Linked DNA regions of Homo sapiens: all the other regions are linked to region 4. A link is a loop called in an ENCODE intact Hi-C map of the cell type or tissue named here. Cell type or tissue: endothelial cell of umbilical vein. All regions are shown on one strand. Region 1 overlaps NCOR2 (nuclear receptor corepressor 2). Region 2 has its middle 110 kb from the start of NCOR2. Region 3 overlaps NCOR2 (nuclear receptor corepressor 2). Region 4 overlaps NCOR2 (nuclear receptor corepressor 2). Region 5 overlaps NCOR2 (nuclear receptor corepressor 2).

Region 1 (5,000 bases), 62 kb after region 4:
CAGAGAGGGAAACAGGGACCCAGAGAGAGGGAGACAGACAGGGAGACAGAGGTGAGAAAGAGACAGAGACTGGGAGAAGGGGAGACACAGAGACGGAGATAGATAGACAGATGAGATCCAAGAAAGGACAGAGACCTGGAGATGGACAGGAGATGAGACTGAGAGGTGAGACTGGAGTGAGAGAGATGAGAAAGAGAGGATCAGAGAGAGAGAGAGAGGCAGTCACAGAGAGACAAGATCCAAAGGAAGGGGACAGAGACTCAGAGGAAGATGAAACTAGGAGAGGGAAAGAGAGAGAAGTGGGGAGAGGGAAAGAGACAAGACCCGAAGAAAGGGGACAGGGACCCTGAGACAGGCAAAGGGAGGGAGCCCTGGAGAGTAGAGGCGGGAGGTTCTGGAGCCCACGCCATGAGGGCTGGAAGACACCCCCACCCACTGCTGCACCGAGACCCCAGGACCGTCCTCTTCTCTTCCCAGGCCCCTCCCCACGGTCTCCAACACACAAAGCAGGGTGCTGCAGCTGGCCTCCCAGGGCCTGGGGGGCCACAGCGACCTCAGGAGCCTGCTGTGCACCTTAACTTGCTGTCTGTCCCCAATCCGCGGCATTCAGTGGCACCCGCTTTTCTGGGGAGGGGATCCCCAACTTTTTCATATTCTCAGCAGTGTCCAAACCCCCTCAAAAGTTCCAAAGCTACTGACTGGGAGCCACGCTATGTCCAGCCCCCGGGACCCCAGCCCCATTGGAAACAGGAAAAGGAGGGAACCCCAGGCTCTGACGGACGAGTGAAGCCTCATGGGGCTCAAGGGCCTGGAATCCACCTCAGTCCCCGGGTCATTCTGGTGGTGACTTGGCCAGGGCCTCCCCACCTTCCATCAGTCTGGCCGCCGCCCCCCGGCCAGGGTGGGCCATGGGGGTCCTCAGTCCCACAGGCTAGGACCAGCACCCTTCATCTCATAACAGGGTGTCTCTGAGCACACCTCAGAAGCCCTCAGTTTCCTCATCTGAAATCTATGGCATCGCAGCCTCATCTTCTGTTATTCAATAACTGTTTACTGAGCATCTACTATGTGCCAGGCACTGTTCCAGGTGCTGGGGACACAGCAGGGAGCAAGACACAGTTGAGGGCTCTCACAGAGGTGACACTGACAATAAGCAAGATGACCAAGATAATCCTGGATTTGGGAACTTAAATGGAATGGTGGGCTAGTGGGTGCTGGGGGACGGGGTGTGAGGGGCTATTTTAGATTCCGTGGTGCAGAAAGATCTCCCAGAGAGGATGGCCTTGAGCTGGGATCTACGTCATCAGAAGGACCCGGCTCTGGGAAGATCCAGAAGGAAGGGAACTCCAGCTGGAGGGCACCGCAGGAGACAGGAACAAACTCTGTGTATCGGAAGCACAGACAGAGGAAGGCCCTGTGGCTGGACAGTGCTGGGGAGGGGCAGAGAGGACGGAGGAGGGGCTGTGAGCAAGACTGGCAGGGCCAGTCCTGCAGGGTCCTGTGAGTTTCGACATGGCAAAGGGTTTGGTCTTTTATGCAAAAGACAGCTGTGAAGGCCTAGAAGCAGTGAAGGCCCAGGCGCCATGAGCACAGCAGCACCCATATCTCAGCAAAGACCATCCTCCAATCCCAGAAACCGCGCTGCCCGGGCCATGGCTGATTCCAGCGCTCGGCCAGGAAGTATGCAAGAAGAGCCCAGAGTGACTTTAAGTCAAGAATTGCCAAAAACAAAAGAAAACAAAAGTCAAAAGGACACAGAACCCAGCCTGAAGGTTTCCGGCTGCCAGAGCTGGAACAATGTGAGTGACAACAGAAATAACCCTGGGACTAGATTAGCGTCCCAGGAATAAAACAAATCCCCACGAGTCCATGTGATTACAAACAAATGATTCAATACATCAATACATGGAGGAGAAGGGACAGATCTTTCTTCTAGAGTTCCAATGAATAAATGTCCAAGAGAGGAGGGAAACAGAAAATCGTCATTAGAACGCAGTAATAACCCAACCACCGCTGGCAAGATCCGGGGATGAATGCTAAATTGGTTGGCAAAATTTTAAGGAGCAACAGGAAATTTGCACAGTCTCAAAGAATCTCCCCGCAAGTATGTATGAATCATGGCGGTGGCTCCACAAATCTATATTCCTCCCTCCAGGAGGCGGAGCTTAACTCCCCTGCCCTGGAAGATGGGTGGGACTTGGTGACTCCCTAGTAAAGAACAGAGCAAAGGAGGGATAACTCTAAGGCGACAGCGGAGACCTAGGGCAGAGCCCCCTATCATGTGGGCATCACGCAGCCCCCTTACCTCTCTCTGGTCTTCCCCAAAACCCACCATCCCAGTCTTACCAGGAGGAAACACCTGTCAAAGAAAGCCATGACCAGTGATCTTCAAAAGTGCTGGGGTGGTGAAAAACAAGGCAAGGCTGAGAAGCCGTCACGGGCTGGAGACTAAAGAGACACGAGCACAAATGTCACGTGAGAACCTGAATCAGATCCTGGACCAGAAAACAGACGTTGGCGGAGAGACGGGTGAAAATGCAAAGACAGCTGGTAGTTTAGCAGAGGGTCATGTGCCACTATTTCTTTCTTAGTATTTTGTTTTGTTTTGTTTTGATTTTTGTTTTTAGAGACAGGGTCTTACTCTGTCTCCCAGGCGGGAGTGCAGTGGCTCGATCATGGCTCACTGCATCCTTGAACTCCTGGGCTCAAGCAATCCTCCTGCCTCAGCCTCCTGAGTAGCTGGAACTACAGGTACATGCCACCATACTTGGCTAATTTATTTTTTGGTAGAGATGAGGTCTTGCTTTGTTGCCCAGCTCGTCTCCAACTCCTAGCCTCAAGTGATCCTCCCACCTTGGCCTCCCAAAGTGCTGGGATGACAGGCGTGGGCCACCATGGCAGGCCCTAGTTGTGGTAAGTGTTTCTCTGCTGTTATATAAGCTGTCCACATGAGGGGTGCCAGGTGACGTGTGTGGGGGAACTCTGTGGAGCGTATTTGCAACTCTTCTGTTGCACAACGTACAATCTAGTTACTTCAAAATAAATAGTTCCACCTTCTCACAAAAGAAGAGAGATAGAATCCACTTTGAAACACCGTGGTGAAGACCATACAAAATTGACTTTGGGGTTTGCAGGTGGTACACTGCCTAGTACAGGTGGGAATGTCACCCCCAACCCCAACTACAAAAAAACTGATATGTGTAAAGTCCTAAGCCCCAGCACCTCAAAACATGACCTCATTTGGAAACAGAGTCTTTAGAGCGAGAAGCAAGTTAGAATGAGGTTACTGGGGTGGGCCCTAATCCAATGACTTATGAAAAGGGGAAATTTGGACAAAAAGACAGACACACACGGAGGGGAGATGACGCGAACAGACACGGGAAGAACACCACACGAATACAAAAGACGGGAGTGACGCATCTCCCAGCCAAGGAACGCCAAGGAGGCCGGCAGCCGCCAGGAGCTGGAACCGGCAAGGAAGCAGCCTCCCCCAGAGCCTTCTAGAGAATGTGGTCCTGCAGCACCTTGATTTCCAACTGCTGGCCTCCAGTACTGTGAGAGAAGAAAGTTCCTGCCATTTTCAGCTGCCCGGTTCACGGCCGAGTGTTAAGGCAGCGCTGAGAAGCTAGTCCGGCGTGTGATCTTCCACAAACCGCGGTGCTGTCACTGCAGCTGGAAAACGACTCGGTGAGCATGAGGCCTCGGGGTGGTGGTGATGTGCATGCAGCCGTCTGTTTGCCACCGATGGGCAGCAACTGAGGGTGTGAATCCACCCTGGCTGATCCAGGTTTCCTCCCAAAGCAAGGACACTGCCTGCCACCCAGAGACATCCACGTACCACGCAAGAGGACACGTCAAGTCTGCAAACACATGTCAAGTCCGCAGGGTGCAAACTGCACAGTGCACAGGCCAGAGACAGCCTCTGAGGGTGTTGTGTTGGGCTGTGGTGCTTTATTTATTTATTTTTTATTTTTTATTTTTTTGAGATGGAGTCTCTTGCTCTGTCACCTAGGCTGGAGTGCAGTGGCGCAATCTCGGCTCACTGCAACCTCTGCCTCCCGGGTTCAAGTGATTGTCCTGCCTCAGCCTCCCAAGTAACTGGGGCTATAGGCACGTGCCACTACGCCCAGCTAATTTTCGTATTTTTAGTAGAGACGGGGTTTCACTATATTGGCCAGGCTGATCTCAAACTCCTGACCTCATGATCTGCCTGCCTCAGCCTCCCAAAGTGCTGGGATTACAGGTGTGAGCCACCGCACCCGGCTGGTGCTTTCTAAAATCCTAAATTCATTGCCAGCACTGAAAACCAGAGGCTGTTACACAAAAAGCCAAACCTAAAGCTTCTCTTGAAAACATCAGGCCATCGGGCCACACCCCTTCATGGCCACAGGCTGGGAAACTGAGGCTTGGCTGCTCCTTTCAAAGGTCGCCCAGCTCCCCGTTCCTCAGCCCCTACTACTCCCTATTGCCTCACACCAGCCCTCCTCACTCAAACCTTCCTTCCCGCTCCTGGAGGCAGCCACCTGGGGGACTCCTGGTTTATGATGCCCACGTGTTCAACATTCCTCTGGCAAACGTTTTTTTAAGTGTTTATTTTGTTCCAAGCAGTGTTTAGGCAATGAAGATGCAAATAGCTTACTGCAGACAAATCTTTTCTGCTGAGCTTCTGTCCGGCAAGCATAAGGACCACAGTCTGTAGGAGGGCTCTGGAGGCATGGGGTAAGCAGCATGTGATGAGTTTGCTGGTAGAGGCACTCATGGGGTGCAAAGAAGTCAGGGTTTAAAAACACACACCCTATAAGGAAACCTAGTCTTGCCATCTGCCAGGGCACTGGAGAGGAGAAGCAGGACATAGGAGGGCAGGATAAGGAGGCAGGAATTATGAGAGTATTCCAGGGGAGTCCGGTTGGACCCTAGCTGGGACTGGTCCTGGGGTTTATGGGGTACTGGAAAAGGAAAGCTTGGGGGCAATCAGGGGAGGCTTCCTGGAGGAAGGGAGG
Region 2 (5,000 bases), 300 kb after region 4:
GCACAGGGGAGACAGGACAGGGCAGGGAAGGAAGCCAAGCCCAGGTGTCACTCGAGCCAATATCCCAGCCTCAGCCGGATCTGGGTCTGAGGAGCACCCAGTTCGTCCTGCCCCAAGGCAAGAGCTCAGACTCACAGTGGTCACCCAGGGGCTGTCCCAGGGAATCACAGCCACCAGGCGGGTCAGGCTCCCTGGACATGGGGCCAAAGCACCGCCAGAGCCCGGGAGCAGTGCCCAGAAGCGAGGTGAAAGTGCAGGCAGTTAGGAGCAAACTGGAGAGAAGGGACACAGAAGCGTCATTGAGAGGCCCGGAGCGTGTGGGGGTGGAATCCTGACAGTACTCCTCACACTGCCCGGGTTGCAGGTTGCTATTTTAGGGTTTATTGCCTACAAACTTCAACTCCACAACAAACCCATCTGACCAGTGGAGTTGCCCTTGTTTTACATGTGGAAGGCCAGTGGTTTGGCCAAAGCGACAGGGCTTGGGGCAGGGATCCAAATGTCTAGGCTCCAGGTCAGCTTTTCACTGCCCTTGCGGCGTGGTGGCTGCGTGCAGGGCCCGGAGGAGAGGGTGCTGACTTGCACAGGAGGCCATGAGCGGCTCCAGGGCCTGGGGCACCCGGAGCAGGTTGTAGCATTCAGGATGCCTGGGGTAGCAAGTTAGAGAAAAATCCCAATTCCAACTGCTTTCATGATGAACATGGATTCTCCCCATGAGAGGAGGTCCCGGAGCAAAGGAGCTGCAGGGCTGGGTGACTCAGCAGCTCATTGGTGGCATCTGCACCAGGCGCTTCCTCCTCTCTCTTCTGCCACCCCTCAGTGTTGGGACTCCCTTCATGGCCTCAAGATGGCTGCAGCAGATCTGGTCATCACATCCCAACAAGACAGAGTGCAGTCAAAGATAAGGCAGCCATCTCTTCCCCCCTTTTTGTTTTTTGTTTGTTTGTCTGTTTTGTTTTGTTTTGTTTTGTTTTTGAGACAGAGTCTTGCTCTGTCGCCCAGGCTGGAGGGCAGTGGCTCAATCTCGGCTCACGGCAACCTCCACCTCCTCAGCCTCCCTGCCTTCTCCTGCCTCAGCCTCCTGAGTAGCTGGGATTACAGGTGTGCACCACCACGCCCAGCTAATTTTTATATTTTTAGTAGAGGGGGGGGTTTCACCATGTTGCCCAGACTGGACTCGAACTTCTGACCTCAGGCAATGCGCTCAGCTCAACCTCCCAAAGTGCTGGGATTACAGGCGTGAGCCCCCGCACCCTGCCTGGTTCTCTCTTTTTTAAAAGCAGGTAGGCTGGGCATGGTGGCTCAGACCTGTAATCCCAGCACTTTGGGAGGCCAAGAAGGATGGATCGCTTGAACCCAGAAGTTCAAGATCAATCTGGGCAACATGGCGAAACCCCTCTCTACCAAAAGCGATACAAAAATTAGCCAGGAATGGTGCCACATACCTGTAGTCCCAGCTACTGGGGAGACCCTATCTTAGAAAAAAATAAATAAATAGGTAAGAGCAGGTAAGCATTCCCTGTAAATCCCCCAGCACAGTCCCCTCCACGCCACAGTGGCTAGGGTTAGGCCACGTGAATATCTAGGAAGGGGGATGGGGTGGCCATGACGCTTAGCCCAGGGTCAGCAAACGGTGGTTCACGGGCCCCAAGCCTGTTTGTTTTTGTAAATAAAGATTGATTGGTGCCCAGCCACATCCTTTTTTTTTTTTTTTTTTTTTTTGAGATTGAGTCTCGCTCTTTTGCCAGGCTGGAGGGCAGTGGCGTGATCTTGGCTCACTGCAACCTCTGCCTCGTATGTTCAAGCGATTCTCCTGCCTCAGCGTCCTGAGTGGCTGGGATTACAGGCACAAACAACCATGCCCAGCTAATTTTTAATTTTTTTGTAGAGATGAGGATCTTGCTATGTTACCAAGGCTGGTCTTGAACTCCTGGGCTCAAGCGATCCTCCTGCCTCAGCCTCCCAAGCTGCACACCCTTTTTTTTAATATCGTCTGTGGTTGCTTTTGTGTGACAAAAGCAGAACTGAGGAGTTACCGCAGAGACGCCCAAGAAGCCTAGAAGAGTGACTCAACCCTTTACAGAGAAAGAGTTTGCTGACCCCTGGCTAGACTAACCGGGATCTACCCCTGACCCGGATTGAGTCATTTCCCCTGAGGGATGAATGAACACTATGACAGTCTGTGAGCCCCATAGAAGTGGGGGTGGGGGCTGGCCTGGCCGCTGCCAGTCGTCCTTCAAAGCTTTGCTACTCAAAGCGTAGCCCCCAGGCCAGCAGCATCCGCCGGGCATGGGAGCCAGGTCTTGGGTCCCACCCCAGACCTATGAAATCAGAACCTGCATCCTAACCAGACCCCCAGGGAACGTCACCCACTAAATGCAGCGCGTTTGCTTCTCAGGCTGTTGTAACAAGGTACCACGAAGCGGGTGGCTTAAAACCACAGGTCTGGAGGCCAGAAGCCTGCAATCCAGGTGCCAGCAGGGCCCTGCTCCCTCCAAAGCCCCTGGGGCAGGATTCTTCCCTGCCTCTTCCAGCTCCTGGTGGCTCTTGCGACCCTTGGCCTTCCTGGCTTTGCAGATCGGTCACTCCAGCCTTTCCTCTGCCTCCACGTTGTTTGTGCGTATCTCCCCTTTTCCTGTGAGGGCTTCAGTCATCTTGGACGCGAGTCCACCCTGATGACCTCATCTCAGCTTGATCACATCTGCAAAGATCCTATTTCCAAATAAAGTCACATCCACAGCTGCCAGGGGTTAGGACCCGGACATGTGTTTTCGGGAAACACAACCCCACCTGTGACCTGTGAGTAGTCCCAACACACACCACACATGGGTGAACTGCGACATACGTGCTTGTGCTTTTGGGAAGGACAGGGCTGGGGGAGGGGCAGCTCCAGCTTCCCTGCCTTCTCAGGCTCCCAGAGCTGCCCTCCTGGGAAACAGCACGCTGGAAGCTTCATGAACATAGCTGGCCTCAGGCTGGCTCAGGGAGGTCATCTCTACCCCTCATCTCCCACCAGGCCTGAGCTGCTCCTGGGCCTCCCGGGTTGAACCGTGAGTGCCCTCAGCAGGTCTGGCACTGGGTGAGGCATGTCAGGCATCCCAGGTGCCCCTCTGCACTGGCACCCTGAGAGGGCTTGCCTTCTAACATTCGGTACCCTGAGCCCAGCACTGGGGCTCAGCCCACTTCTCATCTCCAAACCCTGCTCCGGGCCTGTGCTCCCCAGCTGTGGCCAAGTGACAGGTGGGCCCAGCTCCTGCACTGGCCGCATGAACAGAAGCACCGTCTTCTCAGTGAAATTAATAAATGCCCAGCAAGTGCACCCTGAGCAAACTTCCTTGCTTTGCACATAACTGGTGCTTAAAACTCACGTGCTCGGTGTACGAGGAAGTAAATGCCGGAAATCCAGATTCCCTACAGCGACTGACAAGGCCCAGCGTGATCTAGCCCACCCTCCTTACCAACCTTGTTCCCACCGTTTTCCTCCTAAACCTCTAGTTTCCAGCTCCATGCCAAGCCCACTACGGCCCCAGGGCATTTGCACCTGCTGTGCCCTCTGCTGGAAGGCTCCTCCCCACACACAAGCCCATGGCTGGTTCTCTAACTCGATTTCGATTTCTGTACAGATGATGTTACCTCTTCAGAGGTAAGCCCCACCCCCTCACCTCCTCACTTTCTATCAAATCAAACAATTTTAACAACTGCGTAGAACTCACAACTGCCTCCAATCCTCATGTTCATTTATTTATCTACCTGCCACGTCCTGAGTGTCTAGAATGGTGCCGGGCACACAGTAGGTGCGCAGTAAAAACATGCTACTGAACTGAGAGAGTCCTCTCCTCCATCCCCATCAGGCTGAGCTCTTAGTAAACACTCAGGAGCCTCCAGGCCCCTGTATTAAAGGCCTGACAAGCCTCGCCCTGCTGCGGAATTTTACAGATGGGGCTGTTTCTTTGTGTGTCAACAGAGTGCTTAATCTCTGCTCATAATGCCAGGCAGGAAGGAGCCTGCTTTGCTGAGGAACTTCTGTCTCAAAGCCGCCAGGTAACATGAGTGGGGCCTCTGGGGTCGGGAGCAGCATGTCTCCCCATCCTGGCCTTGATAAATGTCCAGGGGCCCTTCCAGCCTCCGCCAGGCAGCTGCCTCTGACCACAGCCTCCTCCGCAGAGCTGAGCTACCCACGTGTGCTCACTTCTAAACTGCAAGCCGGCCCCTGAGGGGGTGTGTGAGGAGTCAGGGTCTTAAAAACTTCCTGCATATTTTCCCTTCAGAAATAGCATCCTTAACTTTCTTTTTTTTTTCCTTATTAAAAATGTACTCATGTAATCCACATGCACTGGCTGTGAGAAATTCCAAAATGTCTTTTGGAGAGAGATCCTTGCCCCCTGAGGCTGTCCCCATTGCACAGATGATAAGCACAGTCAACGAGGCTGGGCGCCCGTACTTCCCAAACTTTGTGGGGCCCACAGCAACCCTCTGAGGCTTTTACTTTTATCATCCCCATTCCACAGACAGGGAAACTGAGACTCGGAGAGGGACAGGGCCAGCAGCCAGCACATGTTGGAGGGAGGTCAATCCACTGTGGCTTTGAGCAGAGTGGTCGCAGGACTACTATGCCATATCCCACCTCTTTGTAGAAGAGTTCTTGATTTCATTTTTAAATTTTTGTGTTGTTGTTTCTATTTTGTACCATTTTCTGTGTATCGTTCTGTGACTTGCTTTTTTCATTTAACATGTCTGAGACATCAATTCATGCTGGACACACATAAGTCACCTCATTTTTTTTTTTTTTGAGATGGAGTCTTGCTCTGTCACCTAGGCTGGAGTGCAATGACAGGATCTCAGCTCACTGCAACCTCTGTCTCCCAGGTTCAAGTGATTCTCCTGCCTCAGCCTCCTGAGTAGCTGGGACTACAGGCACACGCCACCATGCCTGGCTAATTTTTGTATTTTTGGTAGAGACAGGGTTTCCCCATGTTGGCCAGGCTGGTCTCGAACTTTTG
Region 3 (5,000 bases), 86 kb after region 4:
CGGGTGCCTCACCAATGTGCTCCGAATGGATAATGAGCCAGACTCCAGCACTCAGAACTGCCAGGCGGGCCCTGCCCGGCAGGGAAGCTGCGTTTTCCGGCTGGCTCGAAAAACAGACCCTTGTCCTCCATCTCTCCAGGAACCAGCAGGGAAGGAAGGCGGATTAAAATTTAATCCTACTGATCCCCCAAGGGGCGGTAAGTCCTGGCTGCTCCTGCCAAAGGCGGCTGGGGGCCTCCCGCACATTAGGCTGCAGGCTTTGGAGGCTCAGAGACTCAGCCCGGGCGGAGGATCCCCACCAGCCCCCACGCCCCCAAACCAGAGGCCTCTTCCACAGGCCAGAGCTGGCCACCCGCCTCCATCTCCCCTCCCTTCCTGCCGCCTGAATATTTGCACAATAATTATTTAATGTGCATCTGCCGTGTGGTGAGCACTGTTTTAGGTGCTGGAGATGCCACTGGAAATAAAAGTGGGCAGGAATAAAATCCCTGCCCTTACGGAGTTTCCATTCATAATAAACAGAATAAATAAGTAAAACAGAAATCATGTCCCATGGGGACAAGGGCTAAGGAGAATCAGAAGCCACAAAGGAGGAAAACGGGTGTCATCCTGAAAACTCCTTTTCCTGAAAAAAGGGTTTTCAGTATTAAGTAGAGGGTTGAAACGGGTCTTGCTGAGAAGGGGCCACTTCAGCAAAGAGGGAAGTGACAGTATGAGCCTTGCAAGGAGAGGAGCTCCAGGCAGAGGGCCAAGGCACTGCAGCAATGTGCTGGGCCACTGACCTGGCCTCCACAGCTGCTGGAGAGAACCGTGTCTGCTCTCCACCGAGGATCAGAGAGGGCAGGTAGAGGTGACACTCTCAGGAGCCCTGCCCATGTCCCCTCCACTTTGGGCTCCTGGAGCCATCTCAATCTTGGCTCCAAGTCCCAGGCTCAAAGCTCACTTGCTCTGCAATCTCAGGGAGGTCTCCTTCCCTCTCTGAGCTTTGGTTTCTTGATGAGCAAAATTGAGAGAATAACAGTAGTTCTACTAAATGCAAATAGTATTCTATTAAATGCACAAGGTAAACAAACACAAGAAGAAATGAGAGCTATGATAATGACAATTAATAGCACCAGCTGGCACTTCTTTGGTGCCAGACACTGTCTGTCCTAAGGGCACTAGGAAATTACCCCTTTAGTCCCCACACCAACTGTACTAGGTGATGCCGTCGTTGTCATTGTTTTAAAGCTGTGGAGCATGAGGCACAGGAAGGTTTAAGTACAACGCTCCAGGGTCACAGAGCCAGGAAGTGGGAGAAATGGGATTTGAACCCAGGATGGCTGGCTGAAGGATGTGTGGCCCCTTGGCTCTCCTATGACTGTTACTAGTGGTGCTTGGGGTGAGGGGTCAGGGTGTGGGAGAGTGAGCCGGGCACACAGTTCCCAGGCCCCAAACAGGCTTGTCTCATTCTGCATGACATCGCTGTTTCTAGAGGTGGAGGCATAGCCAAACAGGTTGATCCAGTAGTTCCCTGCCTCAGGCTGCCACTGCAGGCACCCACCACGTGACTCGAGGCCTCCCCACCCCCACCTCAACTCTGAGCACTGATTGGCCAAGGAAGATATTACAGAAAAGGCAGCTGGGAAGGGTGGCTGGGACTACAGGCAGGAGGGGAACCAGAGAAGCCAAGGCAGGGAGAGGAGGTTCCTCATCTGTCATGCTTCACAAGGACCAGTCCCTCTCTGGGCCTCAGTTTCCTCATCCAGAAAATAAGGGAGGGGATCAACATCCACAGATCCTGAGTACATTTAGAAAAAGTACACTGTAAATCATTAAAGCCCAGCTGGTAGTGGCTTGACTGGGAAGATGGGGAGCTTACCACCTCACCAGACACAAGGTTCCACCTTGGGGGTGCACAGACCCTTAGGGTCCAGCCCCTGGAGACACTGCTCTGAGCATCCCAAGCCCCTCCAGCAAGACCAGACCCACTATAGCTGCCCCCAGTGGGATCTCCATGGGCCTCCACAGCCTGCTCCAGACTCTGTGTTTCAATCATCTCAAAGGCCCCTTCCAGGGCCCAGTGTCAGTGGAAGCCAGTGCTGAGAACTCAGGCCCTGTGGTCTGACAGCCCACAGGTTCAAATCCAGGTCCAATGCTTCCTAGCTGTGTGACTCTGGACAAGTCACTTAACCTCTCTGGGCCTTAGGAAAATGGAAATGACACCTGTACCTGCCCTTCCAGGACTGACAGGAGGGGCTGCTCCATGAAACCTCACTGCTGCGGTCATAATGTCATTATCTTTTGCCTTAAAGGGATTTCTTCTGCACCAGCACCTAAAGTGGCAGCCCCTTACCCTTGGCCATCAGCTGGACCCTGGTGCTCTCCTGGAGCCCAAAACCTCTGTTTTGTGTTGCATCCTGCTGACCAGCCACAGTCCACACCCATCTGAGTGTCTGAGCAGAACAGCCCAGAGGCCACACCAGGATGGCTTTCCACCGGTCACCTTCCCCCACCCACTCATAAACCCTGCGTCTCTGGGGGAGAGGGTGGCGAGGTCCCCTCCCCACATAGATGGAAACACTGAGGCCTGATTCATGGTGCCCCCTGTGAAGCGCCTCATGGCCAGCACCGGGGGGCAGCAGGCCAGGGCGGGGACACATACCCGGTTCTCGTCGTAGATGATCTGCACCAGGCTGCGGTGCTTCGACTCGATGGGCGGCGGTGACACGGGCTTCTCAGGCTCGGGCGGCTTGGCAGCCTCCTCCTCCAGCTGTTGCTGTGGGGAGAGGCAGAACGTGAGGGATGAGCACCCCAGCGGGCGGAAGGAGGGCTGCAGCCCCCAGGGCGCGGGGAGGCCCCCTTGCAGCCCGGGCCACGGCCGCGCACAGGAAGTCAGGCTGCTACACATTTCCTGTGAGTCACCCCAGGGACTCCGCACCCGGGAGAGGCCCCAGCTCCAGGGCCAGCTGCAGCCTCCAAGCTCCAAAGCCAGGTTCAAATCCTGCCTTCGTGACTTGCCAGCCAGGGAAGCACAGCCAAGCAGCCTCACCCTGCTAGCCCTCAGTTGCCCCATCAGTAAACGGGGCTGATTGCCGTGCCGCCATTCTGACTGTGGTGAGAACTGAATGAGTTACACAGGCAGGCACAGTCAGGCCTGCTGCGAGCCGGCATTATTACCCATTACGGTTCCTACAGGCAGCATCAGTGCTAGGAGAGGCTGTGCAGACTCCACAGCTGCACTGGTGAGACTGGAGCCCAACTCCCACTCCTACTTACTGCGTAGCCTTGAGAAGCTCCTGGACCTCTCTAAGCCTTACCTTCCTCTTCTGGAAAATGGGGATAAAAGAGTTACTACTCTAGAGAGCCGTTGTGAAGGTGAAATGAGCTCATGATGCGTGCAAAGCACGCAGCACCTGACACACAGGTGCTCCTCATCAACCCCATCATCCTCATCCTCATCACCCCCATCATCCTCATCCTCATCACCCCCATCATCCTCATCCTCACTACCCCCATCATCCTCATCCTCACTACCCCCATGATCCTCATCCTCATCACCCCCATCATCTTCATCCTCATCACCCTCATCATCCTCGTCATCCTCATGACCACCATCACCCTCATCCTCATCACCCCCATCATCCTCTTCCTCATCACCCCATCACCTGCATCCTCATCACCCTGCTCGTCCTCATCCTCATCACTGTCATCCTCATCACCCCCCTCATCTTCATCCCCATCACCCCCATTATCCTCATCCTCATCACCCCATCACCCTCATCCTCATCACCCTCATCCTCATCACCCCCATCATCCTCATCCTCATCACCCCATCATCCTCATTCTCATCACCCCCATCACCCTCATCCTCATCACCCCCATCATCCTCATCCTCATCACCCCCATCATCCTCATCCTCATCACCCCATCATCCTCATCCTCATCACCCCATCATCCTCATCCTCATCACCCCCATCACCCTCATCCTCATCACCCCCATCATCCTCATCCTCATCACCCCCATCACCCTCATCCTCATCACCCCCATCGTCCTCATCCTCATCACTGTCATCCTCATCCCTCCCCTCATCTTCATCCTCATTACCCCCCTCATCTTCATCATCTTCACCCCATCATCCTTATCTTCATCACCCCATCACCCTTATCATCCTCATGACCTCCATCATCCTTATCACCCTCATCATCCTCATCACCCTCATCCTCATCACCCCATCACCCTCATCTTCATCACCCCCATCACCCTCATCATCCTTATCCTCATCACCCCCATCATCCTCATCCTTATCACCCCCATCACCCTCATCCTCATCACCCCTTCATCCTCATCCTCATCACCCCCATCACCCTCATCCTCATCACCCTCTTCACCCTCATCCTCATCACCCTCATCCTTATCACCCCCCTCATCCTCATCACCCCCCTCATCCTCATCACCCCCTCATCCTCATCCTCATCACCCCATCATCCTCATCACCCTCATCCTCATCACGCCCATCACCCTCATCATCCTCATCACCCTCATCATCCTCATCCTCCTCACCCCCATCATCCTCATCCTTATCACCCCCATCACCCTCATCCTCATCACCCCTTCATCCTCATCCTCATCACCATCACCCTCATCCTCATCACCCTCTTCACCCTCATCCTCATCACCCTCATCCTTATCACCCCCCTCATCCTCATCACCCCCCTCATCCTCATCACCCCCCTCATCCTCATCCTCATCACCCCCATCATCCTCATCACCCTCATCCTCATCACGCCCATCACCCTCATCATCCTCATCACCCTCATCATCCTCATCCTCCTCACCCCCATCATCCTCATCCTCATCACCCCCATCATCCTCATCCTCATCACCCTCATCATCCTCATCCTCATCACCCCATCATCCTCATCCTCATCACCCCCATCATCCTCATCCTCATCACCCCCATCATCCTCATCCTCATCACCCCATCACCCTCATCCTCATCACCCCCATCATCCTCATC
Region 4 (5,000 bases):
CAGGGCTGGCCTGGACGTCTGGTCACCCAAGCATAAGACTGGACTCATGGGCATCAGAAGAGCTGAGCGAGGCTTGGGGCTCCCAGAGAAGCTGATTATTCTCAGTATTGTTATGGCCTTCATCCTTGTGCCCATTACTGGTGAGTTTCTGGCAAGTCAGGCCCGCACCTTCCAGGGAGTCGAGGCCCCTTCTAAGGAGGACCCAGATGACTCAGGGGAGAGGAGGCTGCCGGGATCAGTTCCCGCTATGCCCTCCCTCAGAGCTCGGACCCACAGCTGCCAGCCACCTCCAAGCCGCGCCAGCCCTCACCTTCAGCCTCCTCCACCATCTCCTCCTCATTTCCGCTCACGCCCGACGCCTCCATCTCCTCATCCTCCACCACGGGCGGGAATGCAGCCTCCTCGCTGGCCGCCGCCGGCGCTTTCTTCTTCTTCCTCCGCGCGTTCCTCTCCTTCTCCTGGGGCACAGGGAAGCAGCAGATCAGGACTGGGGCCTGGGCTGTCAGCTCGGGGACTCCCCATGCCTGGGGCCTCGCCGCAGGTGCAAAGGGCAGTGATCCCGGCCATGTAGCAATGAGGGTGACCGTCCCCCTCACACCCCACCTCGGCAGCCAAGCGTGCCAGGGTTTATTTTTACCGGGGGCTTTATTCTTCCATTGAGCCCCAGATACACTCTGGGTACAGGCTGGCCCCTCAGCCACCCTGACATCCTTCCTGAGCACGAGAGAACCTGCCTGACATTGCCCAGGAGTCTCCTAGTCAGAGCGAGTGACCACGCCTCCTGGGGACACCCTGTCAGCTTCATCGGCACACGTGGAGTGAATGAACACAGGAAGCTTTTCCTTGCTATGCAAGTCTCACCTGTCCCTGGGGGAACAGGCCAGCCTGGGAAGCTCGCGTTTCATTCCCTGAACCTTTACAGAACACCTACTGTGTGCCCAGCTCTGCATACCAGGGCTGTGGGGACACAAGGCACGGGGTAGACAAGGTCCTGCCCTTGGAGGCTGCCCTGCCGCTGGGGAGACTGGCAACGTGCTCCTCACACAGAAGCAGCACTCAGAGGATCAGAGGGTCGCGTGGGTGAAACAGGATGGGACAAGGAGCACAAGGCAGGGGCTCCTCTGGACAGAACAGTCTGGAAGAGCTTCTGCAAGGAAGTGACATTTGAGCCAAGATTTGACGGCGGAGGGAATGGGCCAGGCCAGGCTCTGGACGAGAGTGGCAGGTGCGGGGAGTCACAGGTGCAAAGGCCCCAGTGTGGGGAACATGCCGGGTGTGTCCAGGAATGGAAAGAAGCCCTCATCGTCGGGCCTCCACTTTCCCCGCACCGCACCCTGCTCCTGGGAACCCCAGCTCCTCACACACAGAGCCCACTCTTCTTCCCCCAGCTTAGGCACCATCATCAAACCACTCGTCTTGGTAGCTCACTGGGGTGGGTGTCTCTTTGTCCCCACGCTGAGCCAGGCAGAGGCTCAGAAAGCGTTTGTTGACTGACTTGCTGAGCAACTGTGAAAGGCCAGCCTTCGTGGGCTTGAACGCATAGACAGCAGAGAGCAGGGGCATCGTGGAGGCAGCATCTCGAAGTGACTGGGGACTCCCAGGGGGACTGGAAAGACACTGGGGGGTGCCCACCACAGCCTGGTGTGACGGGGGGGCGGCAGCCTGATCCCTCTGGGGTTGCTGAGAAAGAGGTGGGCCCTCCGCCACACCTGGAGGTGCCCGCAGCTCTCAGCCAAGAGCCCTGTACTGGGTTGAATGGTGTCCCTCAAAGTTCACATCAACCCGGAACCTCAGACCTTATTTAGAAACGGGATCCTGCATATGTCATTAGTTAAGATGATGCCACACTGGAGTGGGGTGGGCCCTAAATCCAACAGGACTGACAGCCTTGGAAGAAAAGGGAAACACGGATTCAGGGACACGAAGGCCCTGTGGCAGTGGAGGCACATGTGGAGAGATGCAGCTACAAGCCAAAGAATGTCACGAACTGCCAGCAGTCGCTGGAAGACGGAAGAGGCTCCCCTGCAGCCTTGAATGTGAGCACAGCCCTGTGGACGCTTTGGTTCCAGACGTCTAGCCTCCAGAATTGGAAGAGAATACATCTCTGTTGTTTGAAGCCACCGGTCTGTGGTACTTCCTTGCGGCAGCCAGGGGGAATCACACATCCCTCTGCGCTGGTGCACCCGGATTCCAAGAAAAAGCTGCTGACGTCCAGACCACACAGCCTGCTCTCGGGCAAATGCCAGGTGGGCCCCGCCCACCCCAGCCCTTCACCGTGGCCAGGCTGGAGCTGGGCCTCATGGAGGGGAGGAGAGGGGGTCTCGGGCTCCAAGCCCCAGCCACAGGCAGGGAGTGGGATCACTTCCTGTCCTGCCTTCTTCCTGAGCAAACAGGGTTCCTCTGAGCACAGCCCCTTGGAACGCAGGGAGGAAAAGGGAAACGACTGCTCGTCCGTTAGTCACAGTTTCCGACACCAACAGTCGGCCAGAGGGCCACAGCCCTGCCCCTGCCAGTGCCCACAGGGCCCACAGGGATGCCCAGCTCTGCAACCCCGCACACGTCCTGGGCCCAGTCCCAGCCCTGCCCCGAATCCTGAGCCTCTCCCAGGAGAGTTCGAGCCTGTGGCGGCCTGAGAAAGTGGTGGCATGTGGGTTCTGCGGCTGCGGCCGAGGGCTCCCCCTGCTTCCCGAATCTATTTTTGGCAGACAGAGGCTCAGGAAAGACTCAGGGCTGGGTGCCCTGAGCTGCCCGGGCGGTGGCTGGGACATGGGAGATGCTCAGAGTCTCGCAGGGAACAGGGGTCTCCTGTCGGCCTGGTGGTGGCGCCCAGCATCCTGGAGTGCAAGGTGTCTCTGCGGGGGGCGGCGTGGGGTCTCTGAGGCAGTGGACGGGGATGGTGCCAACACCCTGAATCCCCACAAAGCTGGGTCTCAGAGAGAGTCCCAGGAGTTACAGTTAATCCTTACACACATGGTCCGGCACTGTGGGATCAGGAGGTGTGTGTAGAATAGGAGATGCTAGTGATGGCATTAATCATTATGCCTGACGTTTATTAAGCACCTACTATGCGCCAAGCGGTTTCTGGTATTAATTTACTGGACCTGCACAGCTGCTCTGCAAATCAGCGCATGCCACCCCCTGCTTCAAACTCTCCAACACCTGGATACAATCCCCAAGTCCTCCCCCTATCCATATGGCCCTGTGTGATCCAGCCCTGGACCCTGCCTGCCTCTCCAAGCTGCTCTCCCCTCTCCCCTCCTCAGAGACTGTGCTACAAACACACTGCCCTCCCTGCTCGCTGCCCCAGCCACAGGGCCTCTACACTGGCTGTTCCCCTGCCTGGACACCCTTCCCCTAGATATCTGCATAACTCACTTCCTCACCTCCTTCGGGCCTTAGCTCAGACATCAGAGAGGTCTTCCCTGATCACTCCATCATTAGCTCATCCCTCCCACCCCCACCATCAATCACTTTCTACTACATTCTTCTCATAGCATCTTCAGACTCCATTCTGAAATTGAGTGTGTGAACCTGTCTCTCGCACCAGCTCCTCAAGGGCTGGGATCTTTGTTCTCTGCTGTATTCCCACCATACCTGGAACAGTGTCTAGCACAGAACAGACGCTCTGTAACTATGTCTTTAGATGAATGAACCTGATAGACAGTGACAATGGCTCAGAGAGGCAAAGACACTTGCCCAAGACCACACAGCTCATGAGTTGAGGAGCTCAGATTTGAATGCAGGCCAGCTTCAAACATTTCGTGGCTGGACCATCTCTCTGCAGGCCTGTGCAGCCTCAGGTAGAAGAGATTAACAGCAGAAAACAAGGCGGGGCTGGGCCAAGGCTGAGGCGGACAGAGACTGAGGAACGTGGAAGCCGAGCCCCAGGGGCCTGAATTCACAGATGGGAGAAAAGGGTAACCTTCGGCCATAAGGAGGGGGAGGGAAACCTCGTAGAAGACACTGATGCCAAGTGTTACATAACTCCGGGACATGCCCCGCCCGCCCGGCCGCCGGATCCTGCTTCCTGCTGACGTCGCCTGCGGCCACACTCGGGCCAGACCTAGTGCAAGGCGGGAGGGGACACCCACTGACCCTCTGCTTCCCCACTCCTTCCTTCTCTGGCCAAGGGTGACATGTCTTCCTGTACTCCAGACAGGGCTGGGCCAGCAGCCAGAGGTGGCTGATACTGCGTTAGGATTCACTGGGATATGCCCTCCTCCCTGGGACTGAAAGGCACAGGGGAGGGGCAGGAGGTGGAGGTCACCAGGTTCAGCGGCACCTCTCCTGGTGAGACCTGCTTGCTTACTGCAGCGATGGGGAGCTCACCACTACACCAAGAACGGCTACTGTCAAGACGGATGGCCTGGCCTGAGCCCCACTTCCTGTAGTGGGTCCCTGCATCTGCTCCGCTTTCTCTGCAGCCCGCGATATGAGGGTGCTCCTTCAAGGTCGGCCAGGAGCGAGAACCAACCCCACACTCCCAAATCACTCATTCTCATCCAGGTCCCAACCTGGATCTCGGGGTCCCCTCCTGTCCACGCCTCCAGAGTCTTCAGCGTCAGGGGACAGAAGGGCCACCTTCTTTATCAGCTTTGACTGTGTCATTCGGATCAGAATCACTTTCATCGACACTAGGACGACCCACTTTGAGTCCAGCCCTGGATGGGGGCTGTGTCTCAGCTCAGAATCCTTCAATGCAGCCCCCACTCCCTCCACGGTCCACTAACGAAGTGTTAGCTCCACAGCCCAGCAGGAAAACCCCATCCATGTCTCTGCCCTCAGGGCAGCTGCCATTGCTTCCCTGGGATACAGCAGGCGCTGAATATGGGGCTGCTGAATGGACAGTGAGGATAATACTGAATGCTTATTGAGGGCTGACCAAGGACCAGGCACCACCCTTTACAAAAAGAAACACACTTGTTCTTCAACAGCCCTACGACTGGGTCCCATTCTTATCCCCATTTTACAGAGGTGGAAACTGAAGCACGGAGAGGTGA
Region 5 (5,000 bases), 140 kb after region 4:
GGGGGTGACAAGGGGACATGGATGAGAACCCCCCCGCCTTCGGAGGCCATTCTCGAGGTCCCAGGAGAGGCCCCATGACAATGAGACAGCGGGCAGCTGGTGCGGGGGGCCTGGACGCCCGGGGAACTCCCCACTGGCTCCTGCTGGCCCAAGAGCGGAGGCCCTGAGCCAGTCACTGGCCCAGCATCCGGTGTCACTTACAAACACAGGACGGCTGCCACCTTCTGCAGGAGAACTGGCCCTCCCGCGCCAGTCCCCAGGCCACACCAGGCACTGTGGGGGGTGCCTGGCCCAGGGCTGGCACGGAGGGGCTCAGGCTGAGTGGGAGACGGGGCAGAACAGGCAGGCATGGGGGGAGACCTGGGGATCCCAAACAAAGGCAGAGCCTGGGAAGCACCCACTCGACCTACCTCCCATTATCTGGACCCAGGTTTCTACAAAACATGAGAGCTCTCTGCAAAGAAGAAAAGAAAAATGGACGGAACTCGAACTTAAATCCAACCTTGTGGTTACAATTACGGAGGCCCACCCAGGCCAGCACTGTGCGGGCCCCTTCAGGCTTCTCTCAGGCTCTCCCGAGACACACCGGCAGGCTGCAGTGCTACCACTGTGGTAAAGGACAAGGAAACTGAGGCTCTGTGGGATTCCGGGACTTGCCCAAGGTCACACCATCCTTGAGGGGTCGAGCCAGGACTGGAACCTCAGTCCGGCCACTACAACTTCATAAATACCATCGCCCTGAGATGCTGAAATCCCAGGGGCCCCCCACCCTCAGACCAGGTGCCGGTATTGTCAGCATCGAGAAAACAAAGTGCCAGTGAATTATCAACTGTGAGCCTATTATGAGCTAGAAGGCAGGTTTCATTCACTCCCTTAAGCCATACAGCCTATGAGGTGGGGAAAGATGCAACTTCCATTTGCCAGATGGGAAAACTGAGGCTCAGAGACAGTAAGTGACTTGCCCAAGGTCACACAGCCAGGAAGTGTCCAACCAGGACAGGAACCCAGGCAGTCTGCCCCGCGTTCCCCCTAAAACTGCAGCTCCTTCTCCCGTCAGTCCCATGCTTGTGTAGACCCCACTGTGCCCCATTTTACAGACGAGGAAACTGAGGTCTGCAAAGGGGAGGCAACACGCCCAAGGTCACACAGCATAGAGAGGACGGAGCCAGGACTCAAACCCAGGTCTGTGGCAAAGGAGCAACATTGCCTGGAAGCCCAGCCCCCTCCCTTCCCCAGCCTGGGCTCAGAGGTCCCCAGGAGCCATTCCCGCCACCTCCCTATGGCCGCGGCGCACCCAGACCTCAGGACAAATCACTCCCTCATCCCCCCGGTTTGCAACTAAAGGCTCCTTGTGAGCTCGGGAAGCCCTTCCAACTTTCCAGTGTTTATCCCGGCTCCTCGCTGCCAAGTCCCTGGGCAAGCCTGGGCCGGTGGCGCTGATTTCAAACCAGACATGGGCACCGAGCCAAGCGCCACCTCGGTGGGGAGCCGGGCGCCGGGGCCGGGCTGCAGCGCTGCCTGCACCTGGCTCTCCCCTGCCTGAGCCCACCGCGGAGCCCCAGGGCAGAGCCTCGGGAGCGCCCACGATCACATGCCCTCCTGAAGTCAACTCCGGGAACAGAAGCCCCCTGAGCCCCCAAGGCTCGCCATGCTCCCCCCCAGGGACGCCGGATGTGCACCAAGGAGAGGAGCACAGTGCCCACCCGGGTCCCCTCCCACGCGGGCCGGCCAAGAAGCCTCACCCCGGCCTGCCCGGCCAGCGCCTCCGAGCGCTCTTTTCCGTGACTGCAGCAACTTCGTCCGATGAGACAGCCCTGCCCACCATCCCGCTGAGCTCAGGGCCGACAACACTGCGCTGCCAGGGGAGGGTCCAGCTGCCCCCATTGGCTGACCTGCGGCCGGCCACTCAGCCCCCAGCCCTGGCCACCACCTCCAGCGACAGAACTGGGGCTCTTTCCAGATGAATTCCTCGGCCCCCAATCAGCGCCCCTGCATAGAGCCTGCAGGCCACAGCCCCCCACCCCAGTCTGCGCCCACCTCCCCCGGCCGGGGTGACCCAGCCACACTGCACCTCCCTGCCCACTCCAAGCCCGGCGACTTCTCTTACCCGAGCACATGACCAACCTCGCTCACGTCAGCTCCAAACACAACTTGAAGTAACTCTCTCACAAGAAAAAAAAAGAAAAAGAAAAAAAGTGCCAGCCAGCGGGCCAGCAGAGTCCACACACACAGGCTGTGCTGCCGGCTTCCAGGAGGCACACCACAGCCAACATCAGACCCATCCTTCCTCCAGGATGACACCCGCAGAGGGGCGGCCCCAGAGGGCGGCCTCACCTTCCCGCGAGACTACGACTCCCATCCCGGCCCTGGAGGCCCTGCAGGGCCAGGCCAGGCCCCCCAGGCTCCCAGCCCGATGCCCCCCAAACCCGGGCAGGCCAAGGCCCACCGGCGACAAGTGCGGGGCCGCCTGACCCCACGGCTGGGCCGTGAACGAGACGTCGGGCCTCCAGCGATCCGTTCTCGCCTCTGCCACTCTGGGCCTATAAACACAGGGAATTACATAAGTCCACTCCTCTTGTTTGGAAGCCAAAAGTACGAGCTTTTTCTCCCAGCCTTGGCAGTAAGTAATAATTCCTCATCGCCATGGTAACCCTGGCGGGCTTCCAGCCGACACTCGGGAGCTGAAACACTGTGAGGCCTTTTTATAGCTCGGCTCTTCGCTCGCTGGCAGGCGAAAGAGAGCTCCAGCCCCGCTTCTCCCACTTTAACCCGCTTCCTCCCAGCCCGGACTGTCCAGCTTCGAGCCGCACCTGCACCTCCAACCTGAGCGTAGCTCTGGCGCCTTGGCTCCGGCCTGGTTCCGAACCCAGGCCTCGGCCCATCCCTCCCCCGTCCTCTGTCCCGAGGGCCAGATGGCCAGAGGAGCAGGCTCTCCCTTGCAAATATTTCTGTCCTCCTTTTAATCCTAGGAAAAGAAAGCGTGACCCCCTCACACTGGCATTCTGATCTGGGGTCATCTCGGTGACAGGCCTAGAAAAGAAGACGTGGCCAAATAATACACACACACACACACACACACACACACACACACACACACACAGGCCAACAATGATGGCTTGGTAGTCAGCCAGGAGTCTGAACCTTGGCTGCAATTAGCTGTGTGACTCAGAGACAAGTCTGAGCTTCTCTGGGTGTCAACTTTCCATCCGTAGAAGGGGCAGGCTGAGCTCTGCTTCTCCAAGTGCTCTGGAAAGCAGAGATGAGGCGCCAGAGGAAGCTGCTGGAGCTCCCAGGAGGCAGAGGAGGCTCCACCAGGGTCTCCAGATTCACTTCCCTGCCCCTAGCAGCCAAGAGTTGGGCCTAAGAATGTGTCCCTGGACAGCAGCCCACATGATGACAAGGGTCTGGGGGTGCAGATGTGAGGAAGGCACCCCTGGCAGAAGCATGGCAGATGTGAAGGTCTGGAGGCTGGACCACGCGGGTGTGTTGTCAAAGCAGAGAGAAGGCTGGTGTGGCCGGGGCGCAGGGGCGAGGCGGGGAGAGTTTGACGATGAGGTCAGGGAGCTAATAGGAGTGGAGGGGAAGTGGTCAGATGGACTCTGGGCCTGGCCTTCAACTCCAGCAATAACATTGTCATCCTTTTTACTCTCAGGAGCATCTTGAGAGTAATAATATTAATAACAATAACAGTGGCCACACACACCGAGCCCAGCAGCTCGGACTGTGTGCCCAGCACTGTGCTAAGCGGGTCCCCTGGTTCACCAGCTGGCCTCACACCACCGCGGCATAGGCAGGTATGCCCCTGAGCCGCCACACACAGACAGAGCAGGAGGCTGGCCCAGAGAGGGTAGGTGACTTGCCCAAGGTCAACAGCTAGTGGCTGAGCTGGGACTTGAACTGGGCAAGCCTGGCTTGTCTCCGCTATCCACGTGGTAATTCAGCCACAAGGAGTCACAGGAGGGTTTCAGGACTAAGACCAGATTTGCCTGTGACAGGGGCCCGTGGCCACTGGACTGGCAGGGGGCCCAGACTGGCCACGAGGGGATGAGCATAGTGGCTGCGGAGGCCCCTGGAAGCCAGATGTCTCCTGTGAACAGCTGGCCCTCTAGCCTTCCCCAGGAAACACCCCTGGGGGGTTTCCGTAGACCTGCCCCAAAGCCAAAGGTGGGATTCTGCTACTCTTACGCCTTCTTTTATAGGTAGGGAAACTGAGGCACAGGAAGGCACGGGCATATTTTTAGCCCAAAGATCCAGCACCATCTTCCCGCCCAGACCGTCGCCAAGACCAGGCGGGACCATGACACCCAGGCCAAACTGGCCCCATGCAAACACCACCAGGAAGCGGTGCCTGAGAGCGGCCGAGTCAGGCCTCACCACCTCCTTCTGTTCATTTTTGTTTGTTTTGGACACAGACCTGCATCCAGACCTTCGCCAAAGGCTGGCCCTGGAATCCACGGTAACTCCTCCCACCCCCTCAGAGCGACTGTGTGCTATGGGCAGGTTTGACACTGGGCATGTCTCTTCACGGCCACTCGTTCTGCTTCCTGTGTCTTCCCCGCCAGACACTCCGCAGCAAATTGTTTGTTGAGTGACTTAATGAAGACCACAAATCATCAAACACCAGAAACAGCCACAGGCAGCAGCCCCCAGACAGAGCCTGTGGCCAAAACCAAACTCATATTCAGAATAAGCCAGTGTCTGGTTATCTGCTCAGCAAAAGAACTCCCCATCACGCAAGCCTTCGACGGCGACCACCCCTCCATACTTCGAAAAAGCATCCCCTGGCCAAAATCTGCCGACAGGCCGCTTCCTGGAGCCCGTCTGCTGAGCAGAGCTTTGACGGTGGGAAAGATCGGTGAAGACCCCCCAGAATATGATTCACCGCAGGCCACAGGGGCCAGGACAGTGGGCCAAAGGGGGTCTGGAAAGGGGCAGGGGGACCTTAAGCTGAGTGGCCCCAGGCAAGGCCCCCAGCCTCTCGAGGCATCAGAAGGCTCAGC

The links. Hi-C counts contacts between places; a loop is a spot of excess contacts. Peaks named below come from ENCODE experiments on the same cell type or tissue, not always from the same donor. Only the 100,000 strongest peaks of a DNase experiment are listed, where the experiment ranks them.
Region 1: it touches region 4 in a loop (4-fold over the local background); 22 of 110 quality-filtered maps call a loop at or near these places.
Region 2: a loop joins it to region 4, with 5 times the contacts of the local background. A loop is called at or near these places in 12 of 110 quality-filtered maps.
Region 3: a loop joins it to region 4, with 4 times the contacts of the local background. A loop is called at or near these places in 28 of 110 quality-filtered maps.
Region 5: a loop joins it to region 4, with 5 times the contacts of the local background. A loop is called at or near these places in 25 of 110 quality-filtered maps.

What each region holds. Positions count from the first base shown.
Region 1 is chr12:124,439,536-124,444,535 of GRCh38, forward strand. All of the region lies in intron 9 of NCOR2 (nuclear receptor corepressor 2), which reads right to left. Among named protein-coding and RNA genes, the nearest start is that of MIR6880, 100 kb to the left of the region's middle. RefSeq lists enhancers at 1-645, 646-1,366. In endothelial cell of umbilical vein, no CTCF peak of the experiment used is centred here; a DNase peak (open chromatin) is centred at 2,126; H3K27ac peaks cover 2,277 bases.
Region 2 is chr12:124,679,429-124,684,428 of GRCh38, forward strand. No RefSeq gene overlaps it. Among named protein-coding and RNA genes, the nearest start is that of NCOR2, 110 kb to the left of the region's middle. RefSeq lists enhancers at 1,924-1,993, 2,184-2,253. In endothelial cell of umbilical vein, a CTCF peak has its summit at 2,118; DNase peaks (open chromatin) are centred at 2,133 and 2,693; H3K27ac peaks cover 2,446 bases.
Region 3 is chr12:124,463,529-124,468,528 of GRCh38, forward strand. It overlaps NCOR2 (nuclear receptor corepressor 2), which reads right to left. Exons shown (of 49, transcript NM_006312.6): 7 at 2,645-2,758. Among named protein-coding and RNA genes, the nearest start is that of NCOR2, 100 kb to the right of the region's middle. RefSeq lists enhancers at 1-204, 2,586-2,655, 2,645-2,758 and a silencer at 2,756-2,965. In endothelial cell of umbilical vein, a CTCF peak has its summit at 2,801; a DNase peak (open chromatin) is centred at 2,893; H3K27ac peaks cover 1,252 bases.
Region 4 is chr12:124,377,927-124,382,926 of GRCh38, forward strand. NCOR2 (nuclear receptor corepressor 2) reads right to left here. Exons shown (of 49, transcript NM_006312.6): 20 at 311-458. Among named protein-coding and RNA genes, the nearest start is that of MIR6880, 43 kb to the left of the region's middle. RefSeq lists enhancers at 3,664-4,212, 4,213-4,759. In endothelial cell of umbilical vein, a CTCF peak has its summit at 2,137; DNase peaks (open chromatin) are centred at 2,315 and 4,085; H3K27ac peaks cover 4,761 bases.
Region 5 is chr12:124,516,033-124,521,032 of GRCh38, forward strand. The region is part of intron 2 of NCOR2 (nuclear receptor corepressor 2); the gene reads right to left. LOC105370047 (a long non-coding RNA gene) reads left to right here. Exons shown (of 3, transcript NR_188646.1): 3 at 431-766. Among named protein-coding and RNA genes, the nearest start is that of NCOR2, 49 kb to the right of the region's middle. RefSeq lists an enhancer at 4,981-5,000. In endothelial cell of umbilical vein, no CTCF peak of the experiment used is centred here; DNase peaks (open chromatin) are centred at 1,419, 2,639, 3,159 and 4,439; H3K4me3 peaks cover 971 bases; H3K27ac peaks cover 4,178 bases.